Regions from separate parts of the Homo sapiens genome. Here region 1 is linked to region 2. Evidence: read pairs that join two places in POLR2A ChIA-PET (ENCODE). Cell type or tissue: MCF 10A. All regions are shown on one strand. Each heading gives the region's core, and the rest is flanking DNA. Links, peaks and the distances in the headings are about the cores only.

The links. Peaks named below come from ENCODE experiments on the same cell type or tissue, not always from the same donor. Only the 100,000 strongest peaks of a DNase experiment are listed, where the experiment ranks them.
Region 1: POLR2A ChIA-PET joins it to region 2 with 5 read pairs; 4 of 35 experiments call an interaction of 5 or more read pairs at or near these places.

What each region holds. Positions count from the first base shown.
Region 1 is chr2:11,146,686-11,152,057 of GRCh38, reverse strand. CIMIP5 (ciliary microtubule inner protein 5) reads right to left here. Exons shown (of 3, transcript NM_001371321.1): 3 at 741-5,372. Among named protein-coding and RNA genes, the nearest start is that of SLC66A3, 6.1 kb to the left of the region's middle. In MCF 10A, for the core only: no CTCF peak of the experiment used is centred there; a DNase peak (open chromatin) is centred at 2,637.
Region 2 is chr2:11,372,000-11,377,371 of GRCh38, reverse strand. No RefSeq gene overlaps it. Among named protein-coding and RNA genes, the nearest start is that of LINC00570, 19 kb to the left of the region's middle. RefSeq lists an enhancer at 1,069-1,627. In MCF 10A, for the core only: no CTCF peak of the experiment used is centred there; a DNase peak (open chromatin) is centred at 2,521.

The DNA of each region.
Region 1 (5,372 bases), core at 316-5,315, 230 kb after region 2:
ACAGAAGACAGCGAGAAAACTTCACTTCGACCCCCGTGTGATTCCATCTCCATCCTCACCAATCAGCACTTTCCACTTCCCAAGCCCCTACTGGCCAAATTATCTTTAAAAACTTCCATCCCCAGTCGGAGCGCGGTGGCTCACGCCTGTAATCCCAGCACTTTGGGAGGCTGAGGCGTGCAGATCACCTGAGGTCAGGAGTAAGAGACCAGCCTGGCCAACATGGCCAAACCCCGTCTCTACTAAAAACAAAAATTAGCCAGGCATGGTGATTTGTGCCTATAATCCCAGCTACTCTGGTGGCTGAGGCAGGAGAATCACTTGAATCCAGGAGGCACAGGTTGCACTGGGCCGAGATCGTGCCACTGCACTCCAGACAGAGTGGGTGACAGAGCGAGACTCCGTCTAAAACCAAACCAAACCAAACCAAAAACAAAAACACTTCCATCCCCGAATGCTCTGCTCAGGGAGACTGATTTGAGTAATAATTAAGCTCCAATCTCCCGCACAGCTGGCTCTGTGTGAATTGCTCTTTCCCCTGTCTTGATAAATGGGGTCTGTCTAGGCAGCGGGCAAGGTGAGCCCTTTAGGTGGTTACACCTTCACGTGGGAACATGGAATTGAGCAGAAACTGATTCCATGCCTCCCCCACCCTCACCCCCTGACTCTCTTCAACAGAGGAGATCTGAACTCGAGAGCCATTGGTGGTGGCAGTAAACCCAAAATATCTGAGACAGGTCTCAAGCAATTTAAAAGTTTATTTTGCCAACAGGTCCTGACGACACGTCCCCAAGGTGGCTGGGGTACAGCTTGCTTTTGTGCATTTTAGGGAGACCTGAGACATCAATTAATATATGTAAGATATACTTTGGTTCCATCCAGTAACACAGGACAACTCGAAGAGGGGGGCTTCCAGGTCATAGGTAGATAAGAGACAAAAGCTTGCATTCTTTTGAGTCCTTGATCAGCCTTTCAGTGAATTCACAATCTAGTCTGGCTCAGTGAATCTTCATTTTTACATACACAGTAGGTCTGAGGAAGCAATCAGATAAGCATTTCTCTCAGGTGAGCAGAGGAATGATTTTCTGTCCTGCACCTGTTAAGATCAGCTATCAGTTTACATTGCCAGGATGAATTCAACAGAAATGTTTCAGGGTAAAGTTTTGTTTTTTGTTTTTTTTTTTAATTCTTGGCATGATCCTGAGTAGGGTAAAGATCTTGAGGCCCACAAGGAATTTCCTTGTGGGCAAATTGTGAGGGAGGCATGTAGCTGTTTTATCTTTATAGCCATCTTATTCAGGAATTAAAATGGGAGGCAGGTTCCCAGCTTGACTTTTCCCTTAGCTTAGTGATTTTGGAGTTGAGATTTATTTTTCTTTCACAGTGGCCATTCCCCCACCTTCATTAAAAAAAAAAATTCCTAAACCACCGGGCACGGTGGCTCACACCTGTAATCCCAGCACTTTGGGAGGCTGAGGCTGGCAGATCACCTGAGGTCAAGAGTTCAAGACCAGCCTGGCCAATGTGGTGAAACCCTGTCTCTACAAAAATACAAAAATTAGCCGGGCATGGTGGCAGGTGCATGTCATCCCAGCTACTCGGGAGGCTGAGGCAGGAGAATTGCTTGAACCTGGGAAGCGGAGGCTGCAGTGAGCCAAGATGGCACCACTGCACTCCAGCCTGGGTGATAGAGCGAGACTCCATCTCAAAAAAAAAAGAAAAAAAATCCTAAACACAAATTTTTCGTTAAGCCACTTGCAAGTTTGTTATATACATCATGGGACTTTTCAGCAAACACCTCCTAAGAACAAGGGCTTTCGGCTGGGCACAGTGGCTCACGCCTGTAATCCCAGCACTTTGGGAGGTTGAGGCGAGTGGATCACGAGGTTCGAGACCAGCCCGGCCAGAATGGTGAAACCCCGTCTCTACTAAAGATACAAAAAATTAGCTGGGCATGGTGGCACGCACCCGTAATCCCAGCTACTCGGGAGGCTGAGGCAGGAGAATCGCTTGAACCCGGGAGGTGGAGGTTTGCAGTGAGCCAAGATTGTGCCATTGTACTCCAACCTGGGCAATGGGGTGAGACGCCGTCTCAAAAACAAACAAACAAAAAGAACAAGGACTTTCTTCTACAGAGCCTCAATGGACTCACCACACTCTGCACTTTCTCACTGATACAATGGTGTTAGCTAACATTTAGTCTGCAAAGTGTCCTTTAGAGCTGCTTTTGCTTTCACCCAGGATCCAGTCAAGGATCACGGGCTGAATCACTTCTTCAGCCTTTCTTTGTCTTTTATGACATTGACTTTTTTTATTTTTATTTTATTTTAATTAATTAATTAATTTTTTTTGAGATAGGGTCTCATTCTGTCACCCAGGCTGGAAGGCAGTGATCAGATCATAAATCACTGCAGCCTTGACTTCCTGGGCTCAGGTGATTCTCCCATCTCAGCCTCCCAAGTAGCTGGGACTATAGGCCTGCATCACCACACCTGGCTAATTTTTTGTATTTTTAGCAGAGATGCGGTTTCAGCATGTTGTACAGGCTGGTCTCAAACTCCTGAGCTCAAGCGATACTTTTACCTCGGCCTCCCAAAGTGCCGGCATTATGGGCGTGAGTCACAGCGCCTGGCAGACATTGACATTTTTGAAGAATCAAGGCCAACTCTTTGGCAGAATATTTCTCAATTTGGGTTTGCCAGGAGTTTCTTCCTGATTATATTCTAGTTACTTTTTTTTTTTTTGGCAAGAGTGCTTCCTAGGTAAGTAGGTAGCGTTGTCCTCAGTGAACCACACCAGGGGAGCACGGTGTCAGCTGTCCTGTTATTGGTGAGGTTTGGCTTAATAGTTTGGTTAAGGCAGTATCTTCTAGATTTCAGCATTTACCGTTCTCTAAGAATCTTTCACTCAGTCGTTTTAGTGTCTTTTATTGATTCTTGCCTAAGTCAGTTATTGCTGAGTCATTAAATGCTGATTTTTCTGTTATCATTTATTCTGCATTCTTCAATAGAAAAGAGTTTTCATGGCCAGGCGCAGTGGCTCATGTCTGTAATCCCAGCACTTTGGGAGGCCGAGGCGGGCGGATCACCTGCGGTCAGGAGTTCGAGACCAGCTTGGCCAACATGGTGAACCCCCGTCTCTACTAAAAATACAAAAATTAGCCAGGCATGGTGGCGGGTGCCTGTAATCCTAGCTACTTGGAGGCCGAGGCAGGAGAATCGCTTGAACCCAGGAGGCGAAGGTTGCAGTGAGCGAGATCGCACTATCGCACTCCAGCCTGGGGGACGAGAGCGAGACTTCATCTCAAAAAAAAAAAAAAAAAAAAGAGTTTTCATTAGTACTTAAAATTTAAAAAAATTATTGGTATGAACCCATGGATTATTTGTTATTGTTATTATTATTAATGTTATTTGGTGGGGCTTGTGGCACTGGCTGGGGGTGGGCATGGGCGTGGTCAGGGTGGCCTATTACTGTTCTTCATTTCGATGCTCATATTGTCCCAAATTTAGGCTGGTCCTTGTATCCCTTTTCCATATTTTCATCACTTTTTGAATTTTTCTTAGTTTCTGGCACAGGAAGTTGCTCCAGGCTCGCCTTGTACTTTCCGTGGATAGAAGTCATTTTTTATCATGTGGAAAGTTGGCTGGGCGCAGTGGCTCATGCCTGTAATCCCAGCACTTTGGGAGGCCGAGGCAGGTGGATCACCTGAGGTCGGGAGTTTGAGAACAGCCTGACCAACATGGAGAAACCATGTCTCTACTAAAAATGCAAAATTAGCCGGGTGTGGTGGTGCATGCTTGTAATCCCAGCTACTCAGGAGGCTGAGGCAGGAGAATCGCTTGAACCTGGTAGGCGGAGGTTGTGGTGAGCTGAGATCGTACCATTGCACTCCAGCTTGGGCGACAAGCTGGCGAAACTCCATCTCAAAAAAAAAAAAAATGTGAAGCAAGCATCCCTCCAGGCTTGCTATGGCTCTCAGGTCTTGATTCTTCCTTTCCTGAAGCCCTGCTGTCTCCTGGCCCTTGGTCTCCAAGTGCCCATCTCTTTATAGGTAATGCCCCCATTTCCTTTTGCTGGCACTGACCCTGCAGGCTTGGTGCCCACTTCTTCATGACCTCCTGGCCCATCCACCCTCCCTTGTTCTGGCCCAAACGAGCTGAAAGGCTGGCCTTGGGACTTCACTGCAGATGCCCCTCTGTCCTGGTTTTCTGGGCTCCCAGTGGGTGAGATGGGGAAGGTTAGAAGCAGGCGTCTTCTTGAAAAGAAGGCAGATGTGGCAAGGAGCAGAGGGTGGGTGGGGCTGGTTGTGAGGGATTTGGCGTGATGACAGGTCATTGCAGAGTACAGAAAGCAGTTCTGCATGCAGAAGCCATCAGTGTGCCTGCACAGTTCTGTTGGGCCCTTGCACCCTTGTGATGTGCCATGAGAAAAACATGCCCCAGGAGGCTTTCAGTCCAAGAGAATGAGAGACATGCACAAAAAACTTGAACCTAACCTGAAGTGTGGAGGCAAGTCTAGCCAAGCCCAGCCAAAATCAGCTGAGCCCCAGCTACATGCAGACCTGTGAGCAAGGAAGGGGGTGTTTTGTTACACAGCATTATCACAGCTGACTAATGCACTCTGTAAAAGAACTCAAACCCCTTTCTTCTTCAGTACTCCCTGAATGCTCAAAGAAGAGAATCCTGGAGCTGGAGATGCCCTTAAATCTGTCTTCTTCCCTCCCGCGCCATTTTATAACTGTGGAGACTGAGGCCTGGAGCGGGGAAGGCAGCATGGAGAAGTCACACATGAGATGGATCCTGGCTCTTCACTAGTTGTGAGACCCTGACCAGATTGAATGAAGTGTTCGGCTTAGTTTCCAAACCTCTCAAATGGTGACAATTCTAATACGTGCAAAAGACACAATGTGGGTAATGTGCCAAGCCCAGAGTCTGTGCTTATAGGTTGCATTGTCTGTAAGTGGCTGTGCTTCCAGGAGTGGCAGAACCGGCGCTGGTCCCTGGCCCTCCTCACTGCCCTCCAGGGCACTCAGTGATTCTCTCCCCTCTGCACAGGCCTGACCACTTGCAGCCATCCTTAACCTTGACTTTTCTTGTGCCTCTCCCTCCCTCAAATGGAAATCTTCTTTATTTTGAGTGTGAGAATAATATAAGGCAGGCTCAGGGCAAAAACGTAGATTGGGTCTTTAAGGAGCCTCCAGCATCTTTGTACCCACCCAGCCTAAGGACGAGCACTTGACCTTCATGGGATGCAGCCAGGATGTGACCAGGACCCCTGGCTGTCCTGGCCACTGACCTTTACCCAGCTGATGATCTCAGAGTGGAGAGGGAGCCCAGCTTCCATGTCAGACACTGAGAAAGAAGGCGGTGGCC
Region 2 (5,372 bases), core at 66-5,065:
TACAGGCACTCACCACTGCACCTGACTATTTTTTAAAAGTTTTTGTAGAGACGGGGTATCATTATGTTGCCCCGGCTGGTCTTGAAGTCCTGGCCTCAAGTGATCCTCCCGCCTGCGCCTCCCAAAGTGCTGGGATTACAGGCATGAGCCACGTGCCCAGTCCCGAGACCTTCATTTTTCTAAAAAAATTTTTTAAATATTCTTTTAAAGTAAATGTCCTGTGGCATCCGGCCAGCTACAGTTGCACTGAAAAGAAACACAAGATGTACCTGCCTCTCCCCAGAGGCTCTGGTTGCACGGAGGTTCAGGGGAAGGCAGACAGGGAGGAGGGGCTGCTGTTGACCTGCGTTCCCTGCTCTGATCTCTCGCTTATTCCTTTGCAAATCTCTTCTGAGCCATTGCGCCATCTGAGCTTCATAACGGCCTTGTGAAGAGAAACCATGAGATACAGAACAAAAGCAAAGGCTTCCTGTAGAGAAGCCATAGGGCTTTGAGATAAAACTGAACCTATTTTTTACCAAGGTTTATTGTTTCTCTTTCTCAAGTACTGTACCATTGTTTTTTAATAACAGCTTTATTAAGCTATAGTTCACATACTATAAAATGTCCCCCTTTTAAGTTGTACAAGTCAATGGTTTTTAGTGCAGTCACAGAGTTGGATAACCATCACCATTGTCTAATTCTAAAATATTTTTATTACTCTAAAAAGAAATCCTGTACCTATTAGCAGTCACTCTCTACTCCCCGCTTCTCTGGGCCACTTTTTTGAAGGGAACAGCTGATGCCACCTCAGCTCAGGACCAGGGAGGGCCTTTTGTTTTATAAAGAAGTTAATGGGAGCCAAGGGTAGGAGAGGTCTTGGCCTGAGATCCCACTGGAGCTAGTGGCAGGGACAAGGAGAGCGTCCTAGTGAGGTCCACAGCTCAGCACTACAGGGCCTTGGGAGGCTGGTGGGTGAATCAGATCAGTGCCCCCCCAGGGGTACCAGGGAACTTGTTAAAACACAGATTTTGTTGGGGAATTCTGACGAGAGCCTCCAGGTCTGCCAAGCTCTCAGGGGATGCGAGGCGGCATCAGAGAGGCCTTGATGTGAAGTCGAATGACCTCTGGACTCAGAGTCACTCAGATTTGGAGTCAGACAGACCGGGATGTGGACTCAGCATCCCCCAGCATTTGTCACTTCAACGAAGCTCTTTCCATCACAAGAACAAAGTCTCACCCAAAGTAGTTTAAGCAAGAAAGGGAAAGTTACTGGAAGTGTAACTGGGGTGTTCTACTTCAGAGTTTGAAGCCAGGTCTCAGATGGCAATATTTACTTTATGAAGCCAGTGGATTCCCCTTCTAAGTCCAGAAAGCCCCATGTGACAGGCAGTATGGGTGGGGAGGCTGGAAGGAATGGGAGAGCCCAGTCTCACTGCCTTAACCTGGAAAATCCAACTGCCCAGAAGTACCTGGATGCTCACAGGAGCTGCTTTCTAAGTCATGAGGGAAGCACCATAGCTGGCTCCGGCCCTGGCTCTCACACACGATAGCCATCAGCGGCCCCACTGCCCTTCTCCAACGCTGGTTTTGGCTGGGACATACGGAGGGGCTGGCTTTGCCATGTCGGGGCTTGCCCCTGCCTCCCCGTCTAAGTGAGGCTACTCAGGATCTGCCCTCTAGGGACCTTCTGTCTTTGTGTCTCCAGATAGCAGCTGGTAGATTTTTCCAGTAAGTTTTTTTTTTAAAAAATCTTCCAATAGGCTATTGTGTTACATAAATTTAAACCCTAATAGAACATTCTGTTTCAAAAAGATAGAGCAGTAGAATCTCCGGGAACCAAAGGCTTCGAGAGTGACTGGAACAGGGAAGCTGGCAGAACCATCTGTCAGGACTTCTGGGGTCATTGTGTGACAGTTTCATTGACTGCTCTGCAGAGAAGCTTCCTTTGCTTCTGTTTGAGATGACAAGCTCAGCTGCCCAGGCCTGGCCTCACTGGGCTCCCCAGTCAAGGGCCCAACAGAGGCTAAGAAGGGAATCTGGAAGCAAAACTTTCGGAGAGAATATGTTATTGGCTTAGCCTGGGTCACCGGCCCATCGCTGGTCCAATTAACCAAGGCCAGGGTAACGAAGTCACACTGAGTGATCATGGCTGTGGGTGGGATTCGTTCACAAAGTAAAGGGCATAAGTTGGAGAGGCAGATACCCCAAAGCTTGTCTAGAATAGCCCGTTACCTTACACAGAACAAATGCATTGGAGCCATCACTGCGTTTTAAAATATGGATAGTAACAGCCACGCCTCTGAGTTTCCGTGGGCGCGCGTGAGTTGTTGCCTACACAGGGGCTGGTTACCGTTCTTCAGGAAGTGGCCATTTCCAGCCCGTAAGCTCCTCAGGGCCCTGAGAGCCGGGGTAGGGGAGGCAGAGGCTTTGCACGGGCCCTTCACACGCCCAGCTGGAAGGCAGCACCCAGCTCCAGTGCCGTGCGAAGTGGTGCCAAGTCCACACCACACCGTTGGAGAGACGCCAGGCCATTCACAGGTTGTCTCTGAGACACTAACAGTCATAAATACTCAGCTTTGAGATGAGCTTGCCTTGGCCCAGCCCACTATAAATAGGCCTCTTTATTTCCCTGCCTTCACGCTAGGGAGAAAGAACAGCAGAACTGGGGAAGAAGGACATTCCAGAAATGCCACAGAGACCTCAAGAGAGCGCTGCACTGTGTCTGCCTCACACGAGAGAAACGAGCTGCAGGAAGAGACCCAGGGCTCCACGGCCGCTGGATGAGGGGAGGGCCTGTCCTGGCTCTCACAGGGCCCCAGGGGCGAGGGCAGGGGCCAGGCCCTCTGCCCCAGGCCTGTGATCTTTCCACCATGTCAAGTCTACTCGAATTTAACGTGGTGGAATTTTGCTCAGTGTGTCATTCTGAGTGAGCTCCAAAGATGTCAGATTGCCCGCAGATTCGCGGGGGGAGCGGCTGTGTTCATTTTAAACAGACTCATTTTCAAACAAATCGTCTCCATCCAAGTATATCAAGAAGGAAGTCCTGCTTCTAATGGTAGACTTGTTTACTCAATGGGAAAAAATATGTATAACTTTTCAATCCCACAGCTGCTGAGGCATGCACTGGGGACACCAAGTTTCTTTCTCTTTCTTTCTTTCTTTCTTTCTTTCTTTCTTTCTTTCTTTCTTTCTTTCTTTCTTTCTTTCTTTCTTTCTTTTCTTTCTCTTTCTTTCTTTCTTTTCTTTCTTTCTCTTTCTTTCTTTCTTTCCTTCTTTCCTTCTTTCTTTCTTTCTCTCTCTCTCTCTCTCTCTCTCTCTCTTTCTTTCTTTCTTTCTTTCCTTCTTTCTTTCTTTCCTTCTTTCACGAGTCTCACTGTGTCACCCAGGCTGGAGTGCAGTGGTGTGATCTCATCTCACTGCAACCTCCGCCTCCTGGGTTCAAGCAATTCTCATGCCTCAACCTCCTGAGTAGCTTTGATTACAGGCGCGTGCCACCATGTCTGGCTAATTTTTGTATTCTTAGTAGAGATGGGGTTTCCCCATGTTGGCCAGGCTGGTCTGGAACTCCTGACCTCAGGTGATCCACCTGCCTCGGCCTCCCAAAGTGCTGGGATTACAGGCATAAGCCACTGTACCTGGCCATCACCAAGTTTCAAAAGAGAAAAGAGAGGGCCCTCCTGCTGGGGCTTCACCCTCAGTTCCTCCCAATTGACTGGCATCTTGACATGATCTCTTTTGGTTTGAGAAAGTAAAGGTGAAACCTTTGCAGGCACATTTTTTTTCCAATCTGGATGAGTTAAAAACATGTACACAAACACACACACAAACACACAAACACACACCCCAGCCCCTCCACTTAGGAATTCCTAGTGAGTTGTATTTTTTCCGCTTGTTTCCCCTTAATAATCTTCATGTTGATTTGTGCCTGCTGACACCATTTGTGTGCAAGGTTTAGGTCGGGAACAGCTCTTCCCAGTACCACTGTTTCGTTTCTTTCCAATCACAGACAGTAGGGTCAGAGGTTAGGGCTGGAGGTAGAAAAAGGAGGCCACAGTTTATGTGTGCCTGTGTCACCTATTTTGGGCATGGGACTTCTGAGTCACCACCTAAATTAAACACAGGTGTTCTTAGCAGCCCAGCCTGCCCAGCGATGTTGCTAGGAGCCTTCGAGGGGGAGACTGTCCTCTCAAGAGCATTGAAACTGGCAGAAAAGCACTTTTAAGATAAGGCCCCCAAAGTGACATCTTGGTAAGGAATGAATTTTGGTCATTCCTTGGCAAGGTCTGGTTTCAAATCTTGGTCTCAGAACCTTCTATTCTCTGATATAGACGGCAGCTCACTTATCTCAATTTTGTAACCTGTAAGATGGTTCTCTAATTCATAAATCGCAAGGTTGTTATATAAATGGAAGACAGTGACCGTTAAATGCCCACACACAGTAGGTGCTTAGCAGATGGTATGTGCCATTATTGGCATCCATTCTGGAATTAAGCTTTGTGTTCATTGTGTTTTCCACCCTCAGACCCTCAACCTAAGCTCTTGGATGGCAAGGGCTGATCTACTCACGTTTGAAATTCTCAAAGAACAGGAAGGTGTGTAGCTAGCTGTCAGCAAATCCTTGTGGGTGAACCCACCAGCACTTGGGCCTCCCTCTGCCACCCAAACCCTATCTTGACACACACACCTTAGAGGACTGTGCTTCCAGATGTCCCCTCACACACGTCAATGGTGATGGTCGGTAGAGTAAGAGATAGACACTTGGCAAGAAGCAGAAACCTAGAAAAGCACAGCATATTTTGGTTTAAGTGGCAAAGGCATCAATGAAGAGGACAGCCTGGGGACGGTCGAATTCTCAGAAAGCTGTCAAAGGTGAGAACTGCAGAGTCTCCAAGGCAAGGTCATTGGGAGGGCAGGGGCTGCAGAGGTCTGGGTGCAAGTGTGTCTGTGGGCATGGAAGGGTAAGACCATTCCCATTTATTGATGAAATACCACTGAGGGTCTTCTATGTGCCAGGTGCAGGGCTGGGTGCTGCAGATGCAATGGAGAATGAGACACAGCCAATGGAAACAGAGACAAAGAAGAGGTCATGGCAAGAGTCTGTGTGGCACCAGGAGCGGGTACACAATGCTCAGAGAGCACACAGGAGGTTGGGGAGAGGTGCTGGGCAGTGACAGCCCTCCTGGGACCTGAGGATTGAGAAAAGGAGTCAGCCTGGCCACAGGAGGAAGAACATTCTGAACAAAGAGGATTGCACTTTAAAAGGCTGAGCGTACTTGGTTTGCATGTGGAAGTCGAAGCTTACAGAAGCCTGTGGTTCTAGGGGCTGGCACTGGGGCAGACCTGTTGGATCCAGCAGTGGGTGCCCTGAGGGGAGTCTCTTGGGTGGCAGG